7 separate regions of the Homo sapiens genome follow, and regions 1, 2, 3, 4, 6 and 7 are each linked to region 5. A link is a loop called in an ENCODE intact Hi-C map of the cell type or tissue named here. Cell type or tissue: PC-9. All regions are shown on one strand. Links, peaks and the distances in the headings refer to the core of each region. The heading gives the core; the rest is flanking DNA.

Region 1 (4,580 bases), core at 348-4,347, 63 kb after region 5:
AAAAAAAAAAAAAAAAAAAAACAAATTAGCCTGGCACGTTCGCAGACGCCTGTAGTCCCAGCTACTTGGAAGGCTGAAGCGAGATAATTGCTTGAACCCAGGAGGTGGAGGTTGCAGTGAGCCAAGGTGGTGCCACTGCACTCCATCCTGGATGACAGAGTGGGACTCTGTCACAAAAAAAAAAAAAAAAAGAAAAGAAAATCAGCCAAGGCCAGGTGCAATGGCTCACTTCTGTAATCCCAGCATTTTAGGAGGCCGAGATAGGCGGATCACTCGAGGCCAGGAGTTTGAGACTAGCCTGGCCAACATGGCAAAACCTTGTCTCTACTAAAAATACAAAAGTTATCTGTGCATGGCAGCACACATCTGTAATAACAGCTCCTGAGGAGGCTGAGACACAAGAATCGCTTGAACCTGGAGGTGGAGGTGGAGGTTTGCACTGAGCTAGAGATCGTTCCACTGCACTCCAGCCTGGGCAACAGAGCAAGACTCTGTCTAAAAACACACACACACACACACACACACACACACACACACAAAGAAAGTCAGGCAAAATAAAATACCATGAGGCAATGTTGTAGTGGTTAGAGCAAAGACTGTGGAACCAGACAGCCTGATTCAAATGCCAGCTTGGCTACTTATTACCTGTGTAATCTTGAACAAATTACTTAAAATCTCCAAGCCTCAGTTTCCTCATCTGTAAAATGGGACTTACAATTATAATACACACTCCATAGGATTGCTGTGAGGATTAAATGAATTAATATTGCATTTGTAAAGTATTTAAAACAGTTCCTGTAATCCATCTTATTTTACCAAATTGATGGACATGATGGACTCCCCTATTGTTACAAATATTACTTGTTTCCCATATAAATAATGGGAAAAAAGATGTTCATCATGGCCTTATTTATATTAGCTTTTTTTCCCCATAAAGCTAATATAAATAATGCTGTGATGAACATCTGTGTGTATTTATTTTTAGTCTTGCTCTGTTATCCAGACTGGAGTGCAGCTCATTGCAACCTCCACCTCCTGGGTTCAAGCAGTTCTCCTGCCTCAGCCTCCCAAGTAACTGGGATTACAGGCACATACAACCATGCCCGGCTAATTTTTGTATTTTTAGTAGAGACAAGTTTTCACCATGTTGTCCAGGCTGGTCTCAGACTCTTGACCTCAGTGATCCGCCCACGTCAGCCTCCCAAAATGCTGGGATTTTTGTTTAAACAGAGTCTCGCTCTGTCGCCCAGGCTGAAGTGCAATGGTGCCATCTTGGCTCACTGCAACCTCCACCTCCTGGGTTCAAGAGATTCTCCTGCTTCAACCTCCCAAGCAGCTGGGACTACAGGCATTGAGACTGTGTCTCAAAAAACATGATAAACAAACAAACATTGACCAAAATATGTCCCCAAATACCTTCCTAGGCAAAGTGGCTTTTTCAGTAAAAACAATGACTGACCACCTAATTCTTAAGGCTGCTCTGGTCCACTCCTTGTGAATATCCACCTCTTTCTTGAATTCAGCATTTCCGAAGCTGACCTCACCAACAGCCCAGCCTCCAAACCAGCTCCTCTTCCATTGTCTCCCTTTGAATTACAGCTCCATTCTCTCTTGCATGCTGTCTGAGGATTTCCCCTTTCCTTTCCCATCTTTTTCCCACCTGTCAGACAGATTTCCTTCTGCTGATCAGCACCGCAACTTTCTCAGCCCTCATTCCTTCCCACTCAGCCTGACTGTAAAAGTGTGTGTGTGTGAATTATGTGTTGAGCTAATAATTGGGTATTACAGTGTTATTTTATATATTATTTTTTGAGATGGAATCTCACTCTGTCGCCCAGGCTAGAGTGCAGTGGTGTGAGGTTGCTCACAGCAACCTCCGCCTCCCGGGTTCAAGCAATTCTCCTACCTCAGCCTCCCAAGTAGCTGGAATTACAGATGAGCACCACCATGCCCAGCTATTGTTTGTGTTTTTAGTAGAGACGGGGTTTCACCACGTTGGCCAGGCTGGTCTCGAACTCCTGGCCTCAGGTGATCTGCCCGTCTAGGCCTCCCAAAGTGCTGGGATTACAAGCGTGAGCCACCGTACCTGGCCTACAGCATTATTTTAAATGTACATGTCTGATTTCATTCAGTCTTACCACATTAGCTATTATCTCCATTGAACAAAGTAATAAATGTAAAATTTAAGCCCAAAGAGATTGTTACATTGCTGGTGAGTTCTCAGATCTGTTCTGATTCCACCACACACTACTGCCTGTGCGTAACTTCCAGCTACCTTCCTACGACATAGATTTGATCATTGTTTATTTCTAAAAATCTCTTAATTTCTCATTGCACACAGACACCTGCCCACCAACACCAGCACAACCTGGCATTCAAGGCCATATTTGGTTGGCATTACACATTTAGTCTCCCATTCTCTGCTGTGCATACTCCTTAGTATCTGCTCATGCCTCTCTTCATTTTTTCTCCGCATGGCCCATGCTATCTGCCTTCATGGCTTTGTTCAAACTCTTCTTCCTAGAATACCTTTAAAAACAGCAATCCTCCCTTTTTATTTTGTTTCCTGCCGTGTTCCCTTCAGAGTATTTTAAGTTAACATTATCATAACCAGTAGGAAACCCTGCTCTCTGAAAGTTAATTAAAATAGTGGAGTGGGGACTTCCATTTTCTTTAAATAGATGACAGTCTGAATTTCCAAGTCAGCCCTTAAACCGCAAAGATAACAGGCTACTTGGGTAACACAACACAGACAAACAGAGAATTCCTGAAAGCTGACACGGCAAGGAGGCAAGGCTTTATCACCCAGCTGCCAGCCACAAATGAGTTTGTAAAAGCAAAGCTTTTTTTTTTTTTTTTTTGAGACAGAGTTTCACTCTCGTTGCCCAGGCTGGAGTGCAGTAGTGCGATCTCGGCTCACTGCACCCTCTGCTATCCGGGTTCAAGCGATTCTCCTGCCTCAGCCTCCCGAGTAACTGGGATTACATGTGCCCACCACCACGCCCGGCTAATTTTTGTATTTTTTAGTAGAGACGGGGTTTCACCATGTTGGCCAGGCTGGTGTTGAACTCCTGACCTCATGATCCACCATCCTCGGCCTCCCAAAGTGCTGGGATTACAGATTACAGGTGAGCAACGAGCCCGGCCTTTTTTTTTTTTTCCTAAGATTTTGAGAGGTGAAAATTACCAAGTAACTATGTGATTAGGGTGCTTCTACTTGTAAGAAAAAGTGAGTGACTACATTTTGCAATTCAGTGCTGGGTCAGAATGAGAGTATATTAACACCCAGCTTCAAGTGGGAAGGGAATATTCACAAGTTACAGCTGTGCTACAAAAAAAAAAAAAAAAAAAAAAAAAAAAAAAAAAAAAAAAAAAAATGCAGCTATTTCCCATGGGAAAGGAATTTCTTTGGATGCCCTGGAGAGTAGTTAAGGAAGGGAGGATAAAAACACTTTCAAGAAATTTGCCCCTTAGTTATTACACCTCTGGAGCACTTAAAGCTCTAAAATCTAATTTCATTTCCAGAGTCTTTACCGTCAATGATAATAATAAAAATATCATCTCCCATGGGCAAGGCGCTATGCTGAGTACCCACTGGAATCAATGGGAAGGCTGTAGTGAAGAGAGGAGTTTTGGAATTTAACTGCCTGGGTTCAAATCCAGGCCCAGCCACTTGTTATGTACCTGTGGGTAGTTTGCCTAGCCTCTCTGGAACCATTTCTTTGTCTCAATAAACAATATTTGCCATCGTTACTATTATTAATATGTTTAATCCTCACAGCAACCCTTTGATGGCACTGTCATTGTCCCCATGTTATAGATAGGAAAACTGAGATTTGTAGCTGTTAAGTAGCTTACTATTTAGGTCACATAGCTAGAGAGTGGCAAATTAGGGCTCCAAACCACATGCATTTTACCACTGTTAGAGGTTTCCTTTTTTGTTTTTTGGGGGTTTTTTTGTTTTGTTTTGTTTTGTTTTGTTTTTTTGAGATGGATCCTCGCTGTGTTGCCCAGGCTGGAGTGCAGTGGTGCAATCGCAGCTCACTGCAAACTCCGCCTCCTGGGTTCAAGCAATTCTTCTTGAAATTAGCCACCATGCCTGGCTAATTTTTTAATTTTTAGTAGAGACGGGGTTTTACCTTGTTGGCCAGACTGGTCTCAAGCGCCTGAATCTCAGAAAATCTGTCAGCCTCGGCTTCCCAAGAGTGCTGGGATTACAGGTGTGAGCGACTGCACCCAACCAGTTTCTTTTTTTGTATCCCAACACAAATTTGTTAGAATCATTACCTTCCTGGCCAGCAGAATAAAGAAGGCTTACTTGACAGAAATGAAACGTTTTTGTCTTATTTCAGGTCGGGCCTTTGATGAATCAACAAAACACTTTTGTGAAAACTCTTGAGAAGTGATTTTCCTCTCTACAATACTTGGTTAAAAGTTAAACAAAGTTTCCCAAGTTCTCTTGGCTAAGTTTTCAATCTGCTCATGAGCGCTATGAATCTCCCAGAAGGGGACACATAAGCAGCATTTTCCACTCTTATTTCAGCCTCTTGCTGGACCACACACTCTACTCTATGAACCAT
Region 2 (4,580 bases), core at 384-4,383, 140 kb after region 5:
GTACAGTGGCCCAAGCCTGTAATTCCAACACTCTGGGAGGCCAAGGCAGGAAGATCGCTTTAGGCCAGGAGTTTGAGACCAGCCTGGGCACTATAGCAAGATCCTGTCTCTACAAAACAATAAAAAGGAGTTGGGAGTGGTGGCATGCCCCTGTAGTCCAAAATACTCTGGAGGCTGAAATGGGAAGATCACCGGAGCCCAGGGATTCAAGGTTACAGTGAGCTATGATCACACCACTGCACGTCAGCCTCGGTGACAAAGTAAAACCCTGTCTCTAAAAAGAAAAAAGGAAAGATTAAGGATTGGAAAGCAATGATGAGAAATATATCATCAAGAATACTGACAGTCCAAGACTGGGAAGGGCATTTCCAGTAGCCCTTCAATTATGATGGAAGAAGCCTTTCAGGGATCTGATAGTGGGTGTCTAAGCAGACATCCCCATCTTTATAAAATAGTGGTTAAATGTGTAGGCTTTGAAGTCATGCAGACCTGGAGACAGACTGCTGTGCTTGGAATATTTCCTGGCCTTTCTACTGGCTGCTTATATGAACTATGGGAAGTTTCCTGACCTCCCTGGGCCTCAGTTTCCTCTCTAGTACATATCTCACAAGGATATTGTGTGGGCTGAACAAGATAATGCACCTAACCAGCTCAGCATAACATCAAGTCTCTAGAAGGTATTTCATGATATAAACTATTTCCTGAGGGAGAAAAGTCAGAAGATGTTGTTGAATATTAAGATGATGTTTGGAGGATTTGCACTGCCTTAGTTTAGCCACTGAAATGACAATACTAAACTAACTCATCATTGTTGAGGGCTGATTCACGTCTCAGGCACTGCTGTAGGTACTGGGAACACTTTTTTCTTATTTATTTATTTAGTTTTATTTTATTTTTATTTATTTATTTTTTGAGACAGAGGCTTGCTCTGTTGCCCAGGCTGGAGTGCAGTGGCACAATCTTGGCTCACTGCAACCTCTGCCTCCTGGGTTCAAGTGATACTTCCACTTCAGCTTCCCGAGTAGCTGGAATTACATACATGCACCACCATACCTGGCTAATTTTTGTATTTTTAGTAGTGACGGGGTCTCATCATGTTGGCCAGGCTTGTCTCGAACTCCTGACCTCAAGTGATCCTCCCACCTTGACCTCCCAAAGTGCTGTGATTACAGGTGTGAGCCACCATGCCCGGCCACTTTTTTCTTGTTTAATCCTCACAGCAAGTTTGCAATTATTAATTCCAAACAGAAGCTCAAGAAGGTTAAGTAGTTTGCCCAAGTTACATAGCTAGAAGGTACACAGGCCTGGATTCCAATTCACAAATGTATAAGACAGAAACTTTGTAAAGCATGAATTTGTTCCACTCTGGAGTCCACTGTGCAGGGAGGTTTCACACAGGTCTAACCTGAGGAATCAAACTGATTAAGGCATTTTCCTAACAGTTCAGCTACAGCTCTTCTGCTTAGTCAGGACTAGGACAAGCACTTGAGGCTTGTCCTAGGACAGCCCTGCTGCTGGCTCAAAGACAGGTCCCTACCTTTTCTATGTTCATATGAATGCAAACAAGCCAGCCAGTAGGACGGTCAGATTTAACAAATGCAAATACCGGAGGCCAATTAAATTTGAAAAATAGCTCTAACCACCAAATTTTTGTAACTTAATTTTTTAAAAAGCTGAATATAGGACATTTAAGGCATCCTGGAAAAAAAATCCATACAGGACACCAAGCAAAATCATTAAAACAGGACATGTCCTGTAGATTCAAGACACCCAGGAAACCTAGTTGCCAGGCCCCTGCTCAGGAGTAAGTAGCACAATAATAGATGTTTGAGAAACCCCACACCCTTGGAGATTGTAGGCTGAGCAAATGGGTGTCATATCCTTCCCATCCACAGAGAAGTTGGCCCTGCTTGATCCCAGAGCTTTCTTCAGACTGAAAACCTTCTAGGACAGGCCCAGTTTGGTCTGTAATCATGCACAGAATATATAGAAACTCCCCTGAAAGAGTTTAAGAAAACTCAAACTCTTGAGAAAACCTGAGAAACCTGAAAAACGCCTGAGAAAACCTTTTCTTTCTTCTTTTTATTTATTTAGAAATCTGTTACAATTTGGACTAAGTGGGCACAGTTTTAAAGGTTCTTAAAACAAACATTTGGGTTCCATCACATCTACATAACATTGGTCAAGAATCCATCCATCCATCAAATCTATTTGCAGCCAATCAAAATCTCAGTCCTTTAGGACTGTATTAAAATCCAGCGATCAACCTGTAGCCAAGGAGCTGAATATTCATAGAGAAAATCACATAAGCAAGCAGATTTATTTTATTTTAGAGTCATGATCACCATCTCACACGGACACTCAACGCTGCTATATTTCTCATAAATGTGCACTTCCATGTCACACAACTATTTGAGAAACCCTTTTCTAAAAGTAGTTTTTCTCTGGCCTAGAATTCTGGAGCTTGGTCAATGAGGACACCTAGAGGCCTATCTGGGTTAATGCAGGCAGGAGTTGCTGAGTCTGAATTCATACTTTAATTCAACACGAGGTGTACAAACAAGTTTCAGCAGCCCTGCAGAAAAAAGCAAACAAAACTTAATTTCTAATGCCCATCAACTCCATTTACTAGCTATGTCTTCTAGGGGAAGTAGCTTAAATTTTTAAAAATGTCACTTTTTATAAAGTGGAAATAATCGTAACAATCTCCTAAAATTTTAAGGATTCAACAAAATGATGTACTTCAGGAGCTTAGCACAGTGCCTGGGACAAAGTGAGCCCTTATAAATGTTTGTTGTCCTTATTGTTTCTAATGGGATACTACAAGGAAATGGAATATAAGAGGGTTAATAACATTTAACATTGTTTCATTTAAATATTAATTAAATTAAATACAAACATTAAATATTAATATTTAACAGTCATTGAGTGCCAAGGCCAGGCTTAGGGTTAAATGAGTGAGGTACCTGCCGAAGTGCAAATTTTAAGAGCGCACCCGAAAACGTGGTTGACAAGATAAATAATATTTCAATGCAGTCTTTTGAAAAAATCCAACTTCACGCAATTTTTTCCCATGATTAAAAAAATGTCACCCCAGCACAGTAGCTCACACCTGTAATCCCAGCACTATGGGAGGCTGAGGTGAGTGAATTGCTTGAGTGTAGGAGTTTGAGATCGGCCTGGGCAACATGGTGAAACCCCGTCTCTACAAAAAAAAACACAAAATTTAGCTGGGTGTGGTGATGTGCGCGTATGATCCCAGCTACTCAGGATGCTGGGGGAGGATCACTTGAGCCTGGGAGGTTGAGGCTGTAGTCAGCCGAAATCGTGCCACTGCACCCCAGCCTGGGTGATAGAGCCAGATCTTGTCTCAAAAATAAATAAAATTGAAAAAAGTCAAAATTTTATATAAATACGAGTTCAGTATTACCGATTTTTCCTTTTGCGTCAGACTCCAATATGACTCAGAACTGCACTGCACTGAGTTAACACTTCATCTTAAATAACCAGAGGAGATATCTTTCTCCCATCTGTAAAATAGACGCCCATTTTACAGATGGGAGGGGGAAAGCAAGCCTGGAGGAACTGCTCAGACACACTGCCCAAGGTCACATGATCAAGTAGAGGGTCAGAAATCAAGCCCAAATCAGAATAATTCTAAAGCTCATTCTTTCCCCTTTCTCTCTCACACATACCTGTCCTTCACCATGTGACTTAGGCTACAGTTTTTCTATTCCAGGGTGTAATTTTACCAGTGCTGTAATTAGATTTGCCAGGTGAGCAGATAAAAATTTAAAATGCCCAGTTAATGTTAAGCTGTGCTGGCGATGACATTTTCCCTGAATTAAATGTTAGAAAGATATCGTCACACTGCATTCTCAATTCCTTTGTTGTAGAGCATTCTCTGAACTATCAACCACAAAATCATAGTTGGATCTGATTTTTGACCTGACATCAAATGCTGCCTTTGTGGTTAACAGACTATCTAAAGCTTAACTAAATTACTGAGGTGGGGCTATCAACAAGCCATATGTAACAGTGTTTTTCACCATGTTATATATAATAACACAGTGGTCAGTCTGCATAATGCAGAGATCTAACTGATGAAGATCAGCTTTCCTTCTGTAGTTTAAAAAGTTTAGGCATGGGCTGGGTGTGATGGCTCACACCTGTAATCCCAGCACTATGGGAGGCCGAGGTGGGCGGATCACCTGAGGTCAGGAGTTCGAGACCAGCCTGACCAACATGGGGAAACCCCATCTCTACTAAAAATACAAAATTAGCAGGACATGGTGGTACATGCGTGTAATCCCAGCTACTCGGGAGGCTGAGGCAGGAGAATTGCTTAAACCCAGGAGACGGAGTTTGCAGTGAGCGGGGATCGCACCATTGCACTCCAGCCTGGGCAACAAGAGTGAAACTCCATCTCAAAAAGACTAACGAACAAAAAAATTAGGCATGCTTTCCATGGTGCATCCTACCCTTGTAATAAGATCCAGCTTCGATATCAGGAAGCAGAAGATAGAATGAAGGTTTTCCTTGGAAAAAAGCATGGATTCAAATGCATCGCATTCTAGTAA
Region 3 (4,580 bases), core at 372-4,371, 190 kb after region 5:
GATATTGGCTTAATGGATACTTAATAAGAAAAGCAAATAATTTAAAATATTAAACTCACTTATAGTGGAAATCCAAGTGCTGGTTGTCCCCATCTGTTAGATCACAGGATCTAGATGCAAACAGGACATCTTGCAAAGGTTCGGCTTACACAGAGGATGAGTGACATAGCAAGACCTCTGTTCCACTGTGCACCACTTTATTTGCTTCCACACTCACCTTGTAGGGAAGAGGCAGACCCTAAGAGCTTGATTTCTACCTTCAAGTGAATTCTTTACTTCAGAAACAACTCAGGTTGCTGGTTGGATTTCCCTTCTGAAATATTGTAAGTTGCTTTAATATTTAAATAAAAACAAGTGGAATCCCCTGGAGTATTGGGGTATGTATGTATGAGCTGCATGAATTTGTGTATGGCAATATGATGGCATATAGGAAGATAATTAATTTTATTCCTGCAGAGATTCTGTAGTCTCTGCTAGTCTCTGGCAAACATAGCAGCTGTACTGAAATGTCAGATGGATTTGCGCAGCTGACTCAAGTTGCCAAAAAGAGAGCAGCATAGTTGTTCCATAAATTGACCCCATCCAGCCAAGCCCTGCTTAATATAGATCCGGCAAGAGCTTAGCTGTGATCACTCCTAGCTGCTCAGCAAACCACTGAGGTTCCTGGGAAAAAAAAAAAAATATCTCAAGGGTGTGTTAACTTGGGACACTCGTTAACTGGGGGACCTTCTTGAGGCTTTTTTCCTTCTTTTTAAAAATCATCTTTGATTATTCTTCTTTTCTAGTAAAATAATATTTAGAAAAAATAATGTCAGAGCACAGCAGAAATTCAGATCAAGAAGAACTTCTCGATGAGGAGATTAATGAAGATGAAATCTTGGCCAACTTGTCTGCTGAAGAACTGAAAGAACTGCAGTCGGAAATGGAAGTCATGGCCCCTGACCCCAGCCTTCCCGTGGGAATGATTCAGAAAGATCAAACTGACAAGCCACCGACAGGAAACTTCAATCATAAATCTCTTGTTGATTATATGTATTGGGAAAAGGCATCCAGGCGCATGCTGGAAGAGGAACGAGTTCCTGTCACCTTTGTGAAATCCGAGGTAACCAGAGATTTGTGTACAACCGAGAAATGGCTGCCTGGGATGGGCTGTTAGGTCTCTCTGTTGTAACTGTGATTTCTCAAGACTCCAGGGTTTGGTTCTGCTTTGTTTTTGCCATATCTAGATTAAACCATAATATTTAATCCTACTCCGACTGGAACTTTCTGAAACACATTTATATTTACAAGGGGAAAATTGGGTAATTTCTTGCAAATGTCTCTTTTTAAAAATTGCTGTCGGGTTTGCTGTGTCAGAAAGCCTGTGTTCTATTGCCACGATACTTAGTGACTTAACTCATAACCCAGAGGCAGTTGTCCTTACCTCTCTCTTTCTTTTTTATTGCAGGCCCCTTTGAGAAAGTAATGACAGCTCTGTAGCCTCTGTCTCTCTGGCACATCCAAACATACGCAGTGTTTCGCACACAGTGTCAAACATTTCAGTCCTCCTGAAGTCTGGCCACACAACCTGCAATTAAACCAAGTCGAATAACCAGAAAATGTCTTATATTATTACTATGTATTGGCTGTCAGTGATGACATTTAGAAATCGATGGCTATTAAGTGGTTTTGAAGCTAGTTCTTCACTTTCTAAAACCTGAAAGCTAGAATTGTTAACTCTGCAAACTTACTGTGCATGAGCATAATTTTTTTTTTTATGTTCCACTTGAAAATGACTTAACAAAAAGAGGACAGAGATGCCTCCTAGGTAAAGTCTCTTTAGGTTATGCCTGTTTACAAAGATACATCTTGTTAAATTACTCTGAAGCTGGCTGTAATTAAGGAAAGTTGTCAATTGGTTTTACAGTCAGTAGAGTTTAAACATGTGCTAAGATTAAGAAAAGAAACAGCTGGATTGATCAGGTTAGAGTTCAAGGTACAATTTGCAGATTTTTTACAACTGGAGATCAATGGATGAAAAGCCAATTCTATGTGAATGCCAGTTTCAGGGGGTAAAAACGAGTACTTGCAACATGTTTTTCCTTCCTCTGGTATAACTTGAACAGCTTGATGGTTGGCTCCCCCTTCTGGTCAAGGTGAGAAATGCAGTGGTGAAGACTTCAGGTGGTTAAGGTGACTTGTCACTGTCTCTTCTGACCTATGTTATGAGCATGAAATTTTTGCTCAAATGAACCTGTGTCTCAACTTGCTATACTGGCTTTCAAAATGATATCTATGAGGCCCACAAGTTGCATAGAAAAGCATTATAATTGATGTGCAAGAATCTAATACATATTATTGATAAAAGGCCCATTTTATTTCCCAGACTAAGCAATTATTTCTCAATGTCTGCATAATCCTGTTTCATCTTACAGCTGGCCCTGGTTCCTAGGCACTTTCTTTCACAAGAAACTGGGATAGTAAACTTGTCCTAGACAGAGTATCATGGCAGTTGTCAAAGAACTGAAAAAATAGAATCAAAATTGAGGTTTTAAATATATATATGTATATATATATATTCAAAATCAAAATTGAGGTTTTTAAATATATATATATTCCAAAATGTCAAACGTATCTAATTTCCCATACATTATGTTATGTTCTCAGAGGAAGTTCATGTACATTCTATACTAGATTAGTAGACATTGTAGGGATGTTAATTTTAGGGCAATAATTTCCTTATTCTAATATATTTATAGTATCACATTTATAATATATTGGAATAATAAGGAAATTATTGCCCTAACTCAGGACTGTTGGGTACTAGATGCCTATTTGGTAGATACAAAATCAAAGCTTCAGTGTATCGATGAACAATTCTATGAGGTTTTCAAAACAATTTTTAACTGCTTCTGAAATTAAACACCATTAAAAAGTACAGAATATTAAAATTAATAAGGTTTCCTTTTAATACTCATTTTAATTTATGGGATAGAATAACCACCCATTTTTAGCAATCAGCTATTTAAATAAGGATTATTTAAAATAGCAACCAGCTCTTTTAAATAAGCATTTTTATTATCTCCACTAGCTGATGCTCCACTTCATATTTCTTCTCTGCTATGTATTCTAACCCTCATAAACCTCTCTTGTAGGAAAAGACTCAAGAAGAGCATGAAGAAATAGAAAAACGTAATAAAAATATGGCCCAGTATTTAAAAGAAAAGCTCAATAATGAAATAGTTGCAAATAAAAGAGAATCAAAGGGCAGCAGCAATATCCAAGAAACAGATGAAGAAGATGAAGAAGAAGAAGATGATGATGATGACGACGAAGGAGAAGATGATGGTGAAGAGAGTGAAGAAACGAACAGAGAAGAGGAAGGCAAAGCAAAGGAACAAATTAGAAATTGTGAGAACAACTGCCAGCAGGTAACTGACAAAGCATTCAAAGAACAGAGAGACAGACCAGAGGCCCAAGAACAAAGTGAGAAAAAAATATCGAAATTAGATCCTAAGAAGTTAGCTCTAGACACCAGCTTTTTGAAGGTAAGTACAAGGCCTTCAGGAAACCAGACAGACCTGGATGGGAGCTTGAGGAGAGTTAGGAAAAATGATCCTGACATGAAGGAACTCAACCTGAACAACATTGAAAACATCCCCAAAGAAATGTTACTGGACTTTGTCAATGCAATGAAGAAAAACAAGCACATCAAAACATTCAGTTTAGCCAATGTGGGTGCAGATGAGAATGTAGCATTTGCCTTGGCTAACATGTTGCGTGAAAATAGAAGCATCACCACTCTCAACATCGAGTCCAATTTCATCACAGGTAAAGGGATTGTGGCCATCATGAGGTGTCTCCAGTTTAATGAGACGCTAACTGAGCTTCGGTTTCACAATCAGAGGCACATGTTGGGTCACCATGCTGAAATGGAAATAGCCAGGCTTTTGAAGGCAAACAACACTCTCCTGAAGATGGGCTACCATTTTGAGCTTCCGGGTCCCAGAATGGTGGTCACTAATCTGCTCACCAGGAATCAGGATAAACAAAGGCAGAAACGACAGGAAGAGCAAAAACAGCAGCAACTCAAGGAACAGAAGAAGCTGATAGCCATGTTAGAGAATGGGTTGGGGCTGCCCCCTGGGATGTGGGAGCTGTTGGGAGGACCCAAGCCAGATTCCAGAATGCAGGAATTCTTCCAGCCACCGCCACCTCGGCCTCCCAACCCCCAAAATGTCCCCTTTAGTCAACGCAGTGAAATGATGAAAAAGCCATCGCAGGCCCCGAAGTACAGGACAGACCCTGACTCCTTCCGGGTGGTGAAGCTGAAGAGAATCCAGCGCAAATCTCGGATGCCGGAAGCCAGAGAACCACCCGAGAAAACCAACCTCAAAGATGTCATCAAAACGCTCAAGCCAGTGCCGAGAAACAGGCCACCCCCATTGGTGGAAATCACTCCCAGAGATCAGCTGCTAAACGACATTCGTCACAGCAGTGTCGCCTATCTTAAACCTGTAAGTAGAAGGAGGGAGAAATGGTGACTGAGCACCCTCCATAGTAAATGCATCCCAACTTTATTCCCTCTCTGTTTTAACATA
Region 4 (4,580 bases), core at 370-4,369, 130 kb after region 5:
CATTGCCGGGTACACACCCTATGCAGAGTGTGACTTTTATTACAGTGGTGGTTATGTCTATGAGAATGACACCGAGGGACAGTATAGTGTCAACCCTTCCTACCGGTCCTCAGCCCACTATGGATATGAGCGCCAGAGGGACTACAGCAGATCCTTTCACGAAGATGAGGTCGACCGGGTACCCCATAACCCATATGCAACTCTCCGGCTGCCAAGGAAGGCTGCTGCAAAATCGGAGCACATCACCAAAAACATCCACAAGGCCTTAGTTGCCGAGCACTTGCGTGGCTGGTACCAGCGGGCCTCTGGGCAGAAGGATCAGGGACACAGCCCGCAGACCAGCTTTGACTCAGACAGGGGATCACAGAGATGCCTGGGGTTTGCGGGGCTGCAAGTACCTTGTTCTCCAAGCAGTCGTGCATCCTCGTACTCTTCAGGTGAGAATACTGTAAAAACACGCAACACCTGGATTTTATTTACATCGTGTTTCCTGCCCACCTAAAACCGCCTCACGGATCATGAGACCAGTACTCAGGGTCAAAAGTGGGGCAACCATTCGGTGGAACCCCACAATAAGAATTTCCAACTTAAAAACAGTTCTTTCCAGCTCTCCAAAGAACTCAGTACACATGAGTCTAATGAAGCAAATTGTAGATTCAAATCCAGCAAACATTGATTGAGCATTTACTCTCTGTGCTGCCCTGTTTTAGGGTTTTTTTTTGTTTTTTGTTTTTTGTTTTTGAGAAGGAGTCTCACTCTGTCGCCTAGGCTGGGATGTGTTAGGGGTTTCACTTGCTTTGTCTTTTTAGGATTTACGTTGACAGGCACATCTCTTAAATGTGTTCACGTCATTGAGGCTTGATATTTTAAAAGAATAAACCCTCAGGTAAGCAGAAAACATTAGAATTATACATCCCTCCTGGTTCACCACCAAGATTGATCATCTAAGGACTGCTTTGAATGCAAGCCTGGGATTATGCAGGTACTTAGGCAAGTGCCTGCATAAGGCTCGTAAGAATCCTTATAGGAGCTGGCATTGATTAAGCACTGTTCTAAGTAATTTGCTTTTTTTTTTTTTTTTTTTTTTTTGTAGAAACAAGGAGGCTTAGGTTGGGTCTTGCTATGTTGCCCAGGCTGGTCTCAAACTCCTGGCCTCAAGCAACCCTCCTGCCTTGGCCTCCCAAAGTGTTGGGATTACATGTGAGAGCCGCAGTGCCTGGCCATGCATATTGTAATTCAGTATTCATATATACCTATGTTGTGGTTGACTTAAGGGATTTTCAAAGATAATTTTGATTAGAGATGTTTCCTTTATACTCTTGATGTTGACTTTGGCCCCTAACTCTGCTAACATTTGTGGAGGACTTCCTGCCTACTCCCAGTTGTACTAGGTACTTTAAGTAGAGAAATAGAAGATAGGGGAGGCTCTGTGTATGGTTTTATTTATTCAGCAAATGAGCAGCCACATTCAAGATGTGGAGGACCCATTGTTGAACTAGTTCCTGGCCACGATGAGCTCAGAGTCAGCAGCCAGAGGAATGTTTAAAAATTAAGCAATTTTAAAACGCTAAGAAATGAATGAATTCTCAAACTGCCAGAAAACCTGTAGGTCATGAGTCTCACCTTCTCCCTTATTAACATGACACCTTAGTGAGACATAGTATAAGGATTCCTGAGTCATTGTATAATAGTCAAGTGAAAACTACACCTTTAAAAGTTTCATGTACTTGTTGATGAGGCGTTTCCATGGAGATTTCTATTTGGGTTCAAGTTCTCTCCTATTTGTGCAGGACTTTGGACTTCCACTAGGGCTGTCCCATCTATTACCACATCTAACATATGAAAGGGCTTCGGTAATTATTTCTTATTTATGGCTCTGACCTAGAAAACACCTTTCTTCCTCTTAAAGTTCAAGATGTGAGAAACTTTCACAGGTCAAACCTGGGCAGAACAGACAGAGTACTACAAGGGAAAGACCAAACAAGGAGGGCTGAGATGCATGTGGATGGTCACTACGGCACAGGGCTGGGGTGGTGCCTGGGGGAAGCAGGTGTTAACTGAGGAAACTCAACATTCCTGGCTGCTAGCTTAGTAAAGGTGAAATGGAGGTAAAGCTTCCTGTTTCAGACCTGGTGTGAGCCTTGCTGACACCAGCAAGATGTGGCCCCACAGACCAAAAGGCATCACTCTTTAAAGAACTACAGGGGTGGAATCAGTACTCCCAGAATTCCCTGCTGGAATTCCCCTCATTTCTGTCTCCACTTTAAAACTGCAGAAATGTATTACAACAGGCAGGCGTCATTCTCATGGAGTGATAAATTTCCAGTTATTTGCCAGATTAGTCCTGGCATTGTAGTCCCTTCCAGCCACCTGAAGGATCTCTCGGTGACTCAGTTTTAGTAATGACAACTACCATTTGTTGGCAGCTTACTAGATGCCATGCACATTCAGAACATTACATGCACTCTCCTATTTAATGTATGCAACAGTTCTATATAGTGATTGCTATTGTTATGCTTATTGTTATCATCCTAATTTTGCAGCTTAGGCAACTCTGGCTACAGAGTTTAAATAACCCAAGTTCCAAAGCTACTAAGTGGTGGGATGGGGATTCTGGGGATTCTGTCCTAGCTCAGCTCCTTTTTTTTTTTTTTTTCTTTTTTAAAGAGACAGTCTCAGTCTGTCACCCACATTGGAGTGCAGTGATACTATTATACCTCACTCAGTCTCAAACTCCTTGGCTCAACGCGATCCTCCCTCCTCAGCCTCCCAAGTAGCTAGGACTACAAGTACACACCACCATGCCTGGCTAATTTTATTTTTTTGTAGAGACTGGGCTCTGTTTCCCAGGCTGGCCTCTAAGCCCTAGCTGCAAGTGATCTTCCCACCTCAGCCTCCCAAAGTGCTGGGATTACAACCATGAGCCATCACACCCAGCCCCACAGCTCTAACATCTTAACCACCAAGGCTTAGAGCCTCTGATTTCAGTTTGGAAATGGCTTGGAAGCTCAAACTCAGAGTGTTACATCTGTTAGTCAACACCTCATGACATCCAGGGCCACAGATGAGTTTTGAAATGCGTTTGTCCCATAGTGATCACAGGCACTTTGTGTGTATGAGAGAGAAGAGGAGTAGGTCTGAAGCCAGAAACAGGAAATGGAAAAAGGGCAGTGCTGGTTTTTGAGTCTTGAACGAGTATCATGGCGTGTGGTTATCTTGTCCATCCTAGGCGTGGAGCAGAACTGGTTTTATAGAGAGGACAACAAACGCCCAGTGATGAGGCATTTGTTGGGCTTCGCTCCCAAATTATGTCCTTGTCTTGTTCCAGTTCAGTTCCTCTGTAGAACTAAATCCCTTCTTCCTGAATTCCTTCCTGTGCTACTTACCACCTCGCCTCTTCCCCCAATCCACACCCCAACACATACACACTTTTTTTTAAGACAAAAAATAGCCTTGATCTTGCTAGCGGCCAGTGTTGTCTTTGGCTGAGGAATAGTCAAGTCTCAATAAGTCAACTTATGGAACACATTTCCTCCAAGGCCTCTGACAAACCCAGACTCATCACCTTACCTTTATAACACCATAGCGTGAATGGGAAGATTCTCGCAATATATGAGAATTGTTTTCTTGCTTGTCTTTTCAGTTATTTTAAAAATTATTTATGTGTTATTATTATTTTCTTTCTTGGGATAGGATCTCACTTGGTGGCCCAGGCTGTAGTGCAGTGGTGCAAACATGGCTCACTGTAGCCTTGACTTCCAAGGCTTGAGTGATCCTCCCACCTCAGCTTCCCAAGTTGCTGGGACTACAGGTGTGCACCACCATGCCAGGCTAATTTTTGTATTTTTTGCAGAGATGGGGTTTTGCCATGTTGCTGAGGCTAGCCTTGAACTCCTGGGCTCAAGCGTTACTCCCACCTTGACTTCCCAAAGTGTTGGGATTACAGGCTTGTGCCACTGAGCTGACCTGAAATTATTTTTATTTATTTATTTATTTTGAGACAGAGCCTCACTCTGTCACCAAGGCTGGAGTGCAGTGGTGTGATGTTGGTTCACTGCAACTTAAACTTCATGGGCTCAAGTATTTCTCCTGTCTCAGCCTCCTGAGTGGCTGGGATTATAGGCATGCGCCACCATGCCCAGCTAATTTTTGTATTTTTTGGTAGAGACAGGGTTTCACCATGTTGGCCAGGCTGGTCTTGAACTCTTAGCTTCAAGTGGTCCTCCCGCCTCGGCTTCCCAAAGTGCTTGGATTACAGGCATGAGCCACCACACCTGGCCCCAACCTAGATTATTTTTTGAATTGACAAATTTATCTTTCAATTAATCTTATTCTCAATAATAATATTAATAGTTATTTACTGAGTACTTTGTATCAAGTACAGTGCTAAAGATTTTCATAATTACCTTATTTAATCCTGGCATCATACCTATACAGAATATATTAATATTATTATCCCTACTCTATAGATGAGGAAACTGAGGCTTAAAGAGGATAAACTACTTGCCTAAGGTCACATAGCCAGGAAGTCACTAAATTGGAATAGGAACTCTGTTATTTCAAACCCTCTTAAATTTCTC
Region 5 (4,580 bases), core at 237-4,236:
CTCTACTAAAAATGCAAAAACATTAAGGGGGCATGATGGTGCACACCTGTAGTCCCAGCTCCTCGGGAGGCTTAGGTGGGAGGATTGCATGAGCCCAGAAAGTGGAGGTTGCAGTGAGCCATGATCTCACCACTGCACTCCAGCCCAAGTGACAGAGTGAGATCCTGTCCCAAACAAAAAAAAAAAAAGCCAGTGTGATGAGAGTACAGAGATTAAGAGGGAAAGTGGTACAGGAGGAGGGTTGAGAGGGAGGTAGGAGCAGGTATCAGAGAATCTTGATAGCTAGCTGTGTGACCTTAGAACAGTTACTTAACATCTCTGACACTCAAGTTTTCTCATCTGTACGCTGGACATAATAACAGTGCCTTATATAGTATGTACTACATAAGGCACCTGTAATAGGGTACTAGTATTCAATACTATTAAATCAGGTAAGGTAGGCAGAGCATATAGCACCGGCCCACAATAAAAGGGAGCTGTCATCCCAATGTACTGCAGTAAGGGAGTGTTAAGAAGGAAACTGAAGGAGGACTGGAGCAGGCGTCACACAGACGAGTAACTAAAATTGGATCTTGCAGGTAAGGTAGACTTTAAATAGATGGGAGGGGAGATGAGAGGTGACATCCTAGGCAAGAGTTATTTTGTGGGCAAATGCATGAACATGGCAACGAACAAGGTACATTTGCCCAAGGGTGAAGACGTTGGCCTGATCGTGGGGACAAGATCATAGGTGAGCCTTGTTAGTCACACAGATGGAGGAGGCACACCCAGTCCATGGAAGGATGTTATAGGGAGGAGGAATGCGGCTTTGACTTGCAGTGTCAGAGGTCCCTCAGACTGCAAGGTTTGTGGCAGACTGGAAAAGAGGGTCCTGGCCACATGGGAGGCTTCAGGAAAAGCTCCAAGCTCAGTTGAATATAAACCAGACAGTGCGTAAGTAAGGGGTTCAGACTGTAAGACCTTCTCTTCGGAAAGAAAAGAAATAGTAGGCCGGGTGTGGTGGCTCACGCCTGTAATCTCAACACTTTGGAGGCTGAGGAGGGTGGATCACCTGAGGTCAGGAGTTTGTGACCAGCCTGGGCAACACGGCAAAACCCCGTCTTACTAAAAATACAAAAATTAGCTGGGCGTGGTGGTGGGCGCCTGTAATCCCAGCTACTCAGGCACCTGAGGCATGAGGATCACTTAAACCCAGGAGGTGGAGGTTGCAGTGAACCGAGATTGTGCCACTCCAGCCTGGGTGACAAAGCGAGACACTGTCCAAAAAGGAAAAGAAAAGGAATAATGGGAATGACTTCCTTCAGTTATTTGGGCCACCCTTCTTGTTGTCTGCCCTGAGATTTCTTTCTCAAAACTACGCTGGGAGAAGAATGGTTCACACAGCCTTTTTCCCAGTTACCTCCTTTGGTTCAACCAAAGGAGGTAACTATAGTCATGGTCTTTCCAAGAACCCCGGCTCCACAATGTCCTCTGTGCACTCCCCGGCAAGTGACGGCAGAGTCTCTTTTTGAATTATGACCAGTTTGGGGAGGTGTCTCCTGGCTCTAGTCGTGTTTATTTTCAGAAGAAGTATGAGCGGGGCTGTTGAGGGGGTGGAAATTGGCCATTTCTACCTTTCTGGGGAGCGGGCCTGGAATATTGCTTATGTCTAAGGGTGTCTCCTTGGAATGTCTTGGTCACAAGCCTAGTTCTTTTTCTTTGGTAAATATTTTTGGAAAGTATTTTCTTTCAGCACTTTCCTCCTGCCTCCCTTCGCCCCCGTAAAACCACTGAGTGAGGGCCCTCCCAGGATGCCGTCTGAGTTTATTTTCCAGCCTAGATGCCACATGCGTCTTTTGTCTTTGGTAAAGCTGAAAGGAACATTTTGTCAATGAAAGTAGCTACTGTCTACAACTCATCCACAGGCCAAGAGGAGAAACGGAAAAATAGATGGCAATTACGCAATAAAAGCAGTGATGATGACCAACAACCACAGATTCAAGGTCACGTTACTGGGAGAGGGATAGCATTTCTGAGATTACGCTTGTTAGGGCCTTGCGCAGCTCTGTGTGCAAAGTTAGTCTTTCACCCCTAGAGGGCAGTCACGGCCCTCCTGAGGCACCAGTCCTTCAGGTCACCGTAGTGGTTCCATCTCTTCACCCATTTCACTTTTTGTTTTGCCTTCTCATGTTTTGAAAGGCTTTGCTAAATAAGCTTTGTTTACCAAGAAATAACAGATAGACTTTACAACACAACTGTGACTTTTGATCACTGTCCCTTCCAATGGGACTGTGACAATGGGCCTTCTGTTGATGCAATTCTAGCCAAAAATAAAACTTGCTTTGTGGTTGGTCTGCACTCCTGAGAGGGGTAGATATGATTGTCTTTTTAAGATATTGGTTAGATCTATTATATTTGCTGATGGGAAAATTTGACAAAAGCAAGTTATAAGCAATAAGTAACCTTTATATTTCAGTGGTAGAATTATGGGCATTTTTTAAAAAATTCTTCTAGACTTTTTCCTATTGATGAGATTGTGGGTGGATTTTTTAAAATCTAATTTGTAATTTATCCTTTTAAAAAACTATTTCTTATAATATATGCATGAATATCTTCTTTAATGTCATGGTTGAGTCCAGTCCCTTTTGATTACTTTCCCACTGCAACTGTAGTTTCTTCCACAGAGGTAACCAGTACTAGCAAGCTGCTGTGTGACTCTCCAGAAATATATCTAAAAATGTTCATCAATATTTAATAGTGTTTTGAATGTGCATCTGTGGTTAACATAATTGGTTTATGCTGTATATGCTATTGTACAACTTGCTTCATTCATTCATAGACACCATTCCATGCAAGTTCATACAAATATACATTATGCTTTCAATTTATTTTCAGAGACAGGGTCTCTCTCTGTTTCCCAGGCTGGAGTGCAGTGGCATGATCATAGCTCACTGTAGCCTTGAACTCCTGGGCTCCAGTGATCCTCCTGCCTCAACCTCCTGAAATGCTGAGATTACAGGTGTGAGCCACCATGTCTAGCCTATTTTGCTTTTAAAATGATGCATCTTTCCTAAGAAAACTTTTGAGATCTGATACTATCAAATATGTTATGTATTTTAAGACACACATTTAAACGTCTGTGAAATTGGGATGTGTCTTTATATCAGTGGCATCCTAAACTTGATGAAATAGAGTGTAAGACTCTCTTAACGTCAGTCTCCTATCTTATTTTGTTTTACACACAAAAGCAGTAGTTCTAAGGACCTTCCCTTGTGTTACTTAATCAGCTTATTTATCTTTATAATATTCTTGCAAGGAAAGCTGGAAACAGGTATCAGAAGCCTTGTCTTGTAACTATGGAAACAAAGACACACTCTTTCCGGCATTTAACCTGCTGAGTATCAGAGACTGAGTCAGAAGTCATTATAAAAGCTGATTCAACCCTCTAGTCTCATTTTCTCCAGTACTGAAAGTCCCGGGTACTTTTATATACAAGTCCACTGGGTAGGGTGGTGGGTGGAGGGAAGAAGAAAGGAAGCCCTGGATTCAAATCCCAGCTCTAGCACTTTCCTCACTGGCTTATTGTAAAATATAGCTTTAATGTATAAAGAGTTCCAGCTTGGTTGGCACAGAGTCATTACTCGATAGAGACTAGCTATTGTTATTATTACTACTACTCATATTATTATTTATGCTCATTTTTCCTGTCTACTTATAATGAATACAGCTTTGAATTTTCTGATTTTGTTTTTTAATTTTTTACTCAAGGACCAAAATAGGTTTGAAAATGTCTTCTGGCCCATTATATATTTTATTACATTTTGACACGCTATCCCACCACCATCAGCATGTTCTTAGATTGAATTTTATGTAAGCAAGTAAAAGAGGGTCTATGCCCTCTGGGAATTTACAGCCTAAAATGGATGGACTAGTTGGACAAGCTCGGAAAAGGCACGTAAACAGTTCTGAGCCCCAGTGTCATCAATCCTTTTGATCCCTCAGTGGTCAAAATCTAGAGAGAACTGTTTATGAACTTGGTGAGGCTCTTGAGTAAATAAAATAAACAAGTACGTGCTTAAATCTCAGTAAGCCCATAATATATATACAGAAGTGGCACTCAGAGAGTATTCAGCCCTGTACTGTTTTTTTTTTTTTTTTTTTTTTGAGATAGAATCTTGCTCTGTCGTGCAAGCTGGAGTGTAGTGGCATGACCTCGGCTCACTGCAACCTCCGCCTTCTGGCTTCAAGTGATTCTCCTGCCTCAGCCTCCCAAGTAGCTGGGATTAGAGGCACCCGCCACCATGCCCAGTGAATTTTTGTATGTTTAGTAGAGACAGGGTTTCACCATGTTGGCCAGGCTGATCTTAAACTCCTGACCTCAAGGGATCTGCCCACCTCGGCCTCCCAAAGTGCCAAAGTGCTGGGATTACAGGCATGAGCCACTGTGCCCGGCCTTTTTTTTTTTTTTTTTTGAGACAAGTTATCCCTCTGTTGTCCAGACTAGGGTGCAGTAGCACAATCATAGCTCACTGCAGCCTCAAACTCCTGGGCTCAAGCAATCCTCCCACTTTAGCCAATCCTCCCAACTCAGCCTCCTAAAG
Region 6 (4,580 bases), core at 212-4,211, 370 kb before region 5:
GTATTCCCACGTGCTTGGTTATTTCAGTGACTCTTTTAATAATGTGGAATTTAAAATCCACATTTCATAGATGAAGAATTGGAGTCTTCTCCAAAACCATATCTCAAGATCATCCCTAGTAAATGAAACTTAAAATCAGGTGTTTTGGATTTCCAAGTCAATGCCTTTTTCACTCCTTAATACTTGCTTTCCCTGAGTAATGAAACAGAATTTTCAACATTAGCCATCAAATAAAACTTGATAAATTTAGTAGGGGCTGGATTTCTCTTATGAAACCATTTTTCCTAAATAGAGAATGAGGGCCAGGCATGGTGGCTCATGACTGTAATCCCAGCACTTTGGGAGGCCAAGGCGGGCAGATCGCTTTTGAGCTCATGAGTTCAAGGCTATCCTGGGCAACATGGTGAAACCCTGTCTCTACAAAAAACACAAAAATTAGCTGGGTGTAGTGGTTCACACCTGTAGTCCCAGCTACTTGGGGGGCTGAGGCAGGAGGATTGCTTGAGCCCAGGAGGTGGAGGGTGCAGTGAGCTGAGATTGTGCCACTGCACTCTAGCCCGGGCAACAGAATGAGACCTTGTGTTAAAAAATAAAATAAATAAATAATAAAAAATAAAAAAATAGTGAATGGGAATGAATGTTTATCAAGCATCTACCTTAACATTATCTAATTTCCTCACTAAGTACATAATAGAAGATGTACTCTCTAAACCCTTATATTTACCTGAAAGCCTTTGATTTCACACAGAAGCATTTTCTTCTGCTTTTGATAATCGAAGATTGTTGGTAAAAATCTGAACTCATCGAAGGTCACACAGCTCAGTTCCCTTCAGGAAAATCAGGCCCAGTGAGGATAATACCAATAACATCATCAGACCAATTGAAGGAATTACACTGCAGTGGGTCACAAGGGTGCTGCTAGTCATTAAGTGATTCCCAATAAGTTCATTCACAGCAAGTCCAAATTACACTTACTGTGGCTCTTAAGTTTAGTAATAGTTTTGACCTCTGCTCTGATACCCTCATCTAAACTAATATTTACAGGTATCAGGCACACTGCCTGTGATTTTTTACCCACTTTAAATTATCCTCACAACAACCCCTGTGAATTCTATGCCATTAGTATCATCATTTAATAGCAGAATCACAGAAAGTCTGAACTTTTTGGGAGCATGGAGAGAAGTTATAGGCCACTTTAGAAATCTGATGAAAGCTTAGGGATGCCTTAGGAACAAAAATGTGTATAACCACATGATACAAACTCATACACAACCCATATACTTTCAAGGGGGTGTTCATGAACTTCCTAAGTCCACACATGAGGTTATATATGAACTTGAAGTTAAATCTTGAGTACAAAACTCAGGGTCACCACCATCAGTAGCTTGCATGGGGTCACCTAACTGATAAGGAGCTAGGTATGTTGGAACTCACATCTGTTTAAGTAGACTCCATCGAACACCCTATGGCATCCCAAGCGGTGACAGTCAATTGAAACCCACACACACTTAAATTAAAATAGAAAGCAAGCTCTTGTAAAGACTGCAGGATGCTAACTTTAAGGAAGATCATCACAGCTGTTAGTAAAACCCCATTAACCCTGGGGAAAGTGCATTTGCTTTCCAACTCAGGGAAGATCTGAAATCGGGAAAAGTCCAGTCCAGAATATTCACGCCAACCCGTTTGGCTGGGGCTTATCCCATAGAAGGGCAGCCAGCATGGCCATCAGGTACAATTCCCGGCTTTGCCTCCCCATCTGTGGACCCATCATCACAGGAACAGTCAACTCCCTTTGCTGTTGTGCTGTGACCCATCATCACAGGAACAGTCAGCTCCCTTCACAGTTCTCTGTGGCCTGAACACCAGCCAAGTCCTGTGCTGCTGCCGACCATGTCTGCAGTAGATGCAGACTAGGACACACTAAAGGCTATGGTCAGCATCAGGCTCTGGGTTAGTGCTGAGCAAAGGCAAGTCTCATATTTTAGACTTGTCAGTTCTTATTAGCTCCACATGGAGTGAAGGGAGAGTGCTGTGATGGGCACTTGACCAAGCAAATTAAGCTAATTTAGCCCTAATCTAGTAAACTGCAGAGAGGGTAGAGCTCCAGGCTCTTTAATTTGCTGCTTTATTCCCATGCAGACGATTAAACGATAACGATGATCTTTTTTAATGAGGATTTTTTAAAAATCTGGAATTGGAATTTTTTCAGCACAATAGAGAAACCGTTCATTCAGTTGTTCTAATACCTTGAAATTTTACTTATAATACATTAATTTTCAAACATAATTTGAATCTGAATCCCAGATTTTACATGAATTTGAATAACAGAGGAATTTGGAACACCTAAATTATATTTTTGACAAGAAATGAGTCCAGGGTTGCATTTTGGGAATATACCAGCAGATGGCAATGTCTGACAAAGAGTTTTGCTAGTTTCTACCTTCCTTCCCCTCATCCATCTTCCCAAAAGTTGTTTTCAAAAGCCATAGCAAATATATGCAAAAATATAGGCACTCTTCACTTCTTATAAGTGCACACTGCAGCTGACACTAATTGTTTCAGTCCTTTGGAAAAGCAAAATTAAATGATTATTTTGAATTGCTTTTCTAAAAATCCCAGTGGGTTTATTTCAATAAATCAATCATAATTATAGATTAAGGTAATAGAAATGAATTTGCATCACTAAAAATCATTAAAAAAAATGACCGGGTGTGGTGGCTCACACTTGTAATCTAAGCACTTCGGTAGGCCAAAGCAGGCAGATTGCTTAAGGCCAATAGTTCGAGACCAGTGGGCACCATAGGGAGACCCTATCTCTTAAAAAAAAAAAATTATGGATGGAACGGTGGTGATTCATCACTTCTTTTTGCCTCATGAATTTCCAATATCATTAGATTTTGCTTTTATTCATGTGTGCCAGGCACTAAATTACAATCTATTTGCCTGGTATCTTCCTTTCCTGATAACCGAGTACTGATCAACGAAAAAAATATTCAAGTGGTTAGAAGAAGAAATTTAGAGTTTACCAGTTCTGGCTAGAACCCCAGTTTTACTTATCCTGAATATAAAACTATTCCTACTTATTTTTCATACCACCTTCTGTTTATATGTCTGTCTATTTTAAATTATGTCTCATGAACTGTGCTTTTATACATAATATATACATATATTTACATATATATTACAAAATAACACTATTTTATTTAACAAATATCTCAGGTCCTGTGCTAGGAATTGAGGATCCAGTGGAAAGGAAGCCAAGTCCTTGCCTCTATGAAGCTTGCATTCTGGCAAGGACAGGCACACAAGAAACATATATACAAATAGTACAAGTTTCAGAAGTGATCATTGTTATAAAGAAAATAAAGAAGGGTAATGAATTGCACAGGCAAATGGAGGTGGTCTGGCTGAGCCTTTTAGAGTTGTTGACTTCTGAGGTGAATCCTGAATGATAATGCGAAAGAGAAATGGCCAGATGTGGTGTAATCCCAGCACTTTGGGAGGTGAAGGCAGGCAGATTGCTTGAGCCTAGGAGTTCGAGACCAGCCTGGGCAACAGGGCAAAACCCAGACTCTACCAAAAATTAGCTGGACATGGTGGCGCATGCCTGTGGTCCCAGCTACTTGGGAGGATCACTTGACCCAGGGAGGTCAAGGGTACAGTGAGCCATGATCTAGCAATTGCACTCCAGCCTGGACGACAGAGCAAGAACTTGTTTCAAAAAAAAAAAAAAAGAATGAGAAATTGGTGATATGATCTGGGAGAAGAACATTCTAGGCTGAGGAACAGCAAATGCAAAGGCACCAAGGCAGGAAGGAACTGGGGATAATTAGGCAAGTTAAGGGGTTCTCTGTGGCCCACCCTATTGAGTGGGTGACAGTGACAGGAGATGGGGTTAGAGAGAGGGGCAGAGGCCAGATCATGTAGGGCCTAGAGGCCAAAATTGAGGAATCTGAACCAACTACAAGTGCATGGGGAGACATTGAAGATTTAAAGCAGAGGACAGAGGAGTGACAGTGTTCAAATTACTCTTTTACAAGATTTCTTCATGGAGTATGATTATTCCCATTTTATAGTTAAAGAAACTGAGATTTACAATAATTAAACAATTTGCCAGAGATCACTCAGCTTGGAAGGGGTGAACTAACATAGGCCAAAAGCTTCATTCATGTGTGCAACAACCATTTAGTAAAAGCCTACTTTGAGATCCACACTAGTAGCTATGAAGAATACACAGAGATGTTATCCTTACCTTTTAGTTTTAAAATCTAGTCAAAGAGATACGATAGATTCAGAAAGAGGGCACGTTTAAAAAAAAACAAAACTAGAATGTATCTGTTGATACAAATGACTAAAGAAATAACTGGATTAACTGGAATGCAACCATTAGCTCTGCCAAAGAAAACAATGTCCCATTCAGGATTTTAGAAAATGTACAGTGACAGACACGCCTCACAGTGACTCCCAATGCTCCATACCTTATATAATTTCCTCTCCTTTAGCAAATCCAGGATGTGTGACTTGTTTCTAACCAATAAATATGGCAACAGTAATGAGATGTCAACTTTGTGATAATGTTT
Region 7 (4,580 bases), core at 208-4,207, 120 kb before region 5:
TTACAACTGAAAAGCTTGAGTGCACTGATACAGCTACTAGCTTTTCTTCAGTAGATGCTTGTTAACTTGAAATATGTAAATGATTTGTCTCTAACTGGGAAATTATTCTTTAACATTTACCTAGCTTCTTGGCTGGGCGTGGTGGCTCACGCCGCCTGTAATCCCAGCATTTTGGGAGGCCGAGGTGGGCAGATCACTCGAGGTCAGGAGTTCGAGACCAGCCTGGCCAACATGGTGAAACCCAGTCTCTACTAAAAATACAAAAATTAGCTGGGCGTGGTGGCACATGCCTGTAATCCCAGCTACTTGGGAGGCTGAGGCAGGAGAATTGCTTGAGCCTGGGAGTTGGATTTTGCAGTGAGCCGAGATGGAGCCACTGCACTCCAACCTGGGTGACAGAGTAAGAATCTGTCTCAAAAAAAAAAAAAAAAAAAAAAAAAAAAAACATTTACCTAGCTTCTTACTAAACACAGTCATGGAGGAGAACAAGGAAGGGAAGGCTACGTGTAAAAACACAAGTGTTCTAAGGTTTTATCAGAGAAGAGCTCTGAAAGGAATTCTCCATATTGGACGGGGAAAACGTGATCTTATATTCTTCTCCCTAAGGTTCATGTCTCCCAAAATGTTAGGTTAATTTTAAAAATATATTTCATGTTTATATTCAAACAGATTTAGAAAATGCTGAATTAAAAGGCATTAAATAGTTTCTCTTCTGCAGGAATTCTTAAGGGCTTAAACACAATGAGTTGCCAAAAAAACAGGTATATTAAGTAATATATAACAATATATTATAAATATATTATATAACATATAAATATATATTATATTTATATAGTATGTAATTGTTTCCCAGAGTTATTTTTACCACAGAGCCCTTCTCCCACAGAAAATATTGAGGGGTTAATGCTTCCTGGATCACTTTTTGGAAATCTTTGTATTAGGGATTTTCCAAATTTACCACCAGAGGTCAGTTTTCCCCTCCTTTTATATTCTGACTAAACACTGACAAAACTTAATTTTCTCTCAGCACACCTGAGACAGGCTGACATTTTTCAAGTAGACTTTGCTTAAAACTTTTAAGGGATGAGTGAAAGAAATAAAAAAATAAGAATCCCTATAAATAGTCACATTTCCAAAATCTATGAGGCTGAGCCAAAGAAATAGCAAATCTACCAAGCTCTGTTGTACCAGTATGGAGAACAAATTCTCAGCCATATTGCTTGGCTCTTTTTCCCTCCTGTTTCTCAGCCAAGTGGCCTTTCTGTCATCTCAGCCCCTAAGCGCATCTGTGGGCTTATCTTATTACATCTGAGGATAAATCCCATAGACCCTGTGTTTTCACGGTTAAAATTATTTTCTGATTTAAATATCCTGGGTCTGCAGTGTGATCTTTCCTCTCAGTCCTAGCTGGCAGCTCTGAGATAGCTCTGTGGTAATGAACAAATATGGCACTCCTGTGAATCTTCTAGTCCTAAGAAAAGCAACTATGCAGTTAATATGCTCCCCTCCTTTCCTCTGCCAGGACAGACATTATTAATCAACACAGCACCCTTTCTTTGTAGAACTCAGAACGGGTCTCACAATACTTCCTGAAACAGGGCTCCAGGCAGGCATTACCAATAGGTTGGTATTAACGTGAGAAAACTCTAAGGCTAAGTCGTAAATTCCTTCCACTTCTGGACTATTCTCTGTTGACTGTCTTTTGAATGTTAATCTCCGTAATCCTTTACCCAACACACACACATGCACACACACACACACACACACGCTTTTAAAAGTTTGTTTCAAATCCACAATAATGAAAACCTATTCATTACAGCCCCAGCATTTCCTTATTCATACCTTATCCTTAGCAAACTATATGGGTGCAACACCTGATTTAAAGAGAAGGGCTGTTACATCCCAGCATATGCCAGAAGCTCCACACTTAGCCCATTCTGTTGTTTAACTTTGGATTCCTATTGATAACATGGCATATGCCCTGTTTTAAAATTAGCACTTGCTTAGAGTTGCCTTTGTGTGAGGTATTTAGGAAATGGCCTGTGTTCTTGATCAATCTTTAGCAAAAGCTGTGGTATTAAAGCTATTAAAAGGCCTAACCTGTTATGGTAGACTTTGAAACTAATTATCACCTGACGGTTCATTTCTTTTTAATGCTGAAAGCTTATTTTAGCATTAAAGAATAAGAGGGTAATATAGTGTAGTCATTAAGCATACGCTCTGGAGTTAGATGAGGTTCAACTCTTGGCTCCCCCACTTACTTGGGCTTTGGGATCTTTGGAGAGTTACTAATTAATCCTTTTAAGTCTTCTGAAAAAAAAGATAAAAATAATACCTATCTTATTGTGGTGCTTTTATAAAACATTATTGTGCATCTACTTTGTACCAAGTGCAAAACATCACAGTGAGGATTGAATGAATTGGGAATTTACTTCACCTGGCATCAAGATGGAACTATTAATCTTTTAAAGCCCTTTTATGTTTCAGCTGAAGCCATCACGAAAGGTAGGGGCAAAAGAAGACATGCATGTTATTGAATTGCAGATCGATTAGAGATGAGATTTAGGTGGAGGCTGGCCAGCAGGGTCCATATTTAATTTCTCAGTTGTGCATTGGAAGTGAACTTTCCCCCATGGGCAGTAGGGTGTGCTGTGTGAACAGGATAACTACTTCTAGCACTAGTTTCAGGTGAGAGTGTCTCTCTTCACTTTTGGGGAGTGTGTTCGTGAACTAATGAGCAGCAAGTTCCACTTTGCTGTTAGTTCTCTAGCTTCTGTTTCTTGTGAACTTTAACTCCATGCACGTTTCTTATGGCAATAGAATTGATTAACATTTACTGCATGTCCTTTCTGGCCAATGCAGTGTTGAAATGAATTTACTGTGTAAGAAGGAGGTGACGCTAATACACTGGATATTGTTAAGAAGGCATCATGGAAATACTATATAAATTAACTACTGATAAGAGATAATAACACCATGAAAAACCATGGAAGAGATGAAAGCCTTTTAAAACACTAATAGCACATCACCTACCTTCCTATTTGCCTAAGTCACTGTCTGGCTGCAGAGAAGTAAGCAGAGGTAAAGTACATAAAAGCAGAGGGTTGCGGGTAGGTAGAAATAAAAGGCTGTTATAGTTCAAGTCCTAATTACCAAAGGCTAAAGATAAGGTCAACAGCACCTGTGATTTTTCTATATTACATCTATATAACTTGTTATTTAGAATCTTACATTCATTATTTTAGCTTTGCCTCTTGAAATCAGCTTCAGAATTACCTTCCTAAGCAAATTTTAAATTCATCTTTGAATTTTTAAAGAAGTTGCTTTTTTATTTAAATCCCATATTGGGATTTAAGGTAGTCAACATATATCTTACCTCAATTCTTTTGTCTTATAAAAGTAATTCTGTTTCTGCCAATCTAATAGGAGAAAAAATATCTCATTTGTTTAATATTTATTTCCGACTATCAGTGAAGGATTTTTGTATATTTATTGGCTGTTTGTGTTTCTTATGAAAATTGCTTATTCCCATCCCTCTTTGTCTGTGGATTTGCTTCTTATATTAGTAAGCTAAGAGAGAAACCACTCAGAAGTGACAGACTAAGGCACATGTGCCTTAATAATACAATCCTGGCTGTGCTGTGGCTTTCACCTGTAATCCTATCTCTTTGGGAGGCCAAAGCGGGAAGATCGCTTGAGTCCAGGAGTTCGATGCTGCAGTGAGCCATGATCACACCACTGCACTCCAGCCTGGGTGACAGAGTGAGACCTTGTCCTTTTAGTGTCAGTATACAGTCAGTTCTCATTATTTGAGGTAGTTATATTCAGTAAAGGCATCATGAACACCAAATTAGCAAATACTGAAACATCACACCTAGGGGGAAATAAGTTATGCTGCTATAAACCTCGTCACAACATTCTCATCAGCCAGTCAGTACATAACCTTGTTTTAAGTGTGTTTCTGTTTAAAGACACATTATTTAATATATGTAGTTGATTCATTAACATTGAACTCATATCAAAAGTACTATAATTCATGTTTGAATGAAGCTTATCTAAGACATTATTTTTTTTTAACAAGGACATTGCAGCTGCCTTCCACTTAGGAACTTTGTCCATTTGGGCTGCTGTTACGAAATACCATAAGCTGGGTAGCTTATAAACAACAGAAATGTATTTCTCACAGTTCTGGAGCCTGGGAAATTCACCATGAAGACACCAGGCCATTCAGTGTCAATGGATGAGGGTCCTGCTAATACCACTTGACAGTCCACTTGATTTGGTAGACCCTGATAAGGGTCCACTTTCTGGTTCATAAATGGCACCTTCTCATTGTGTCTTCACTTGGTAGAAGGGGTAAGGCAGCTCTCTGGGGCCTCTTTCATGAGGGCACTAATCCCGTTCATGAGGACTGTGTTCTCATGACCTAATCATGTCCCAGAGGCCCTATCTCCTATCATTCTGACACGGGTGATTAAGCTTCAAACTATTAATTTTGGAAATACACAAACATTCATACCACAGCTAATTTAGCAGTTCAGCACTATGCTTAGGGGGCATTTTAAACAGCAAAATCACCA

The links. A loop is a pair of places that touch in the nucleus more often than their neighbours do. Peaks named below come from ENCODE experiments on the same cell type or tissue, not always from the same donor. Only the 100,000 strongest peaks of a DNase experiment are listed, where the experiment ranks them.
Region 1: it touches region 5 in a loop (4-fold over the local background); 11 of 110 quality-filtered maps call a loop at or near these places.
Region 2: a loop joins it to region 5, with 11 times the contacts of the local background. A loop is called at or near these places in 103 of 110 quality-filtered maps.
Region 3: a loop joins it to region 5, with 12 times the contacts of the local background. A loop is called at or near these places in 32 of 110 quality-filtered maps.
Region 4: it touches region 5 in a loop (5-fold over the local background); 100 of 110 quality-filtered maps call a loop at or near these places.
Region 6: a loop joins it to region 5, with 8 times the contacts of the local background. A loop is called at or near these places in 45 of 110 quality-filtered maps.
Region 7: a loop joins it to region 5, with 5 times the contacts of the local background. A loop is called at or near these places in 38 of 110 quality-filtered maps.

Annotation. Positions count from the first base shown.
Region 1 is chr3:69,241,276-69,245,855 of GRCh38, reverse strand. All of the region lies in intron 7 of FRMD4B (FERM domain containing 4B), which reads left to right. Among named protein-coding and RNA genes, the nearest start is that of LMOD3, 120 kb to the right of the region's middle. In PC-9, for the core only: no CTCF peak of the experiment used is centred there; a DNase peak (open chromatin) is centred at 2,755; H3K4me3 peaks cover 454 bases; H3K27ac peaks cover 981 bases.
Region 2 is chr3:69,159,687-69,164,266 of GRCh38, reverse strand. No RefSeq gene overlaps it. Among named protein-coding and RNA genes, the nearest start is that of LMOD3, 39 kb to the right of the region's middle. In PC-9, for the core only: CTCF peaks have their summits at 2,305 and 2,507; a DNase peak (open chromatin) is centred at 2,466.
Region 3 is chr3:69,118,615-69,123,194 of GRCh38, reverse strand. It overlaps LMOD3 (leiomodin 3), which reads left to right and starts at 600. Exons shown (of 3, transcript NM_198271.5): 1 at 600-1,102; 2 at 3,135-4,496. The coding sequence starts at 809. RefSeq lists an enhancer at 546-1,745. In PC-9, for the core only: CTCF peaks have their summits at 1,926 and 2,127 (motif pointing left); a DNase peak (open chromatin) is centred at 2,094.
Region 4 is chr3:69,176,756-69,181,335 of GRCh38, reverse strand. FRMD4B (FERM domain containing 4B) reads left to right here. Exons shown (of 23, transcript NM_015123.3): 21 at 1-437. Among named protein-coding and RNA genes, the nearest start is that of LMOD3, 56 kb to the right of the region's middle. In PC-9, for the core only: a CTCF peak has its summit at 1,920; DNase peaks (open chromatin) are centred at 1,645, 2,025 and 2,345; H3K4me3 peaks cover 1,266 bases; H3K27ac peaks cover 3,216 bases.
Region 5 is chr3:69,304,047-69,308,626 of GRCh38, reverse strand. The region is part of intron 3 of FRMD4B (FERM domain containing 4B); the gene reads left to right. Among named protein-coding and RNA genes, the nearest start is that of FRMD4B, 80 kb to the left of the region's middle. In PC-9, for the core only: CTCF peaks have their summits at 1,912 and 2,113 (motif pointing right); DNase peaks (open chromatin) are centred at 2,066 and 3,356; H3K27ac peaks cover 394 bases.
Region 6 is chr3:69,669,110-69,673,689 of GRCh38, reverse strand. No RefSeq gene overlaps it. Among named protein-coding and RNA genes, the nearest start is that of MITF, 68 kb to the left of the region's middle. In PC-9, for the core only: a CTCF peak has its summit at 2,396 (motif pointing right); no DNase peak of the experiment used is centred there.
Region 7 is chr3:69,423,509-69,428,088 of GRCh38, reverse strand. It overlaps a transcript of FRMD4B not described here. Among named protein-coding and RNA genes, the nearest start is that of FRMD4B, 40 kb to the right of the region's middle. In PC-9, for the core only: a CTCF peak has its summit at 2,619; no DNase peak of the experiment used is centred there.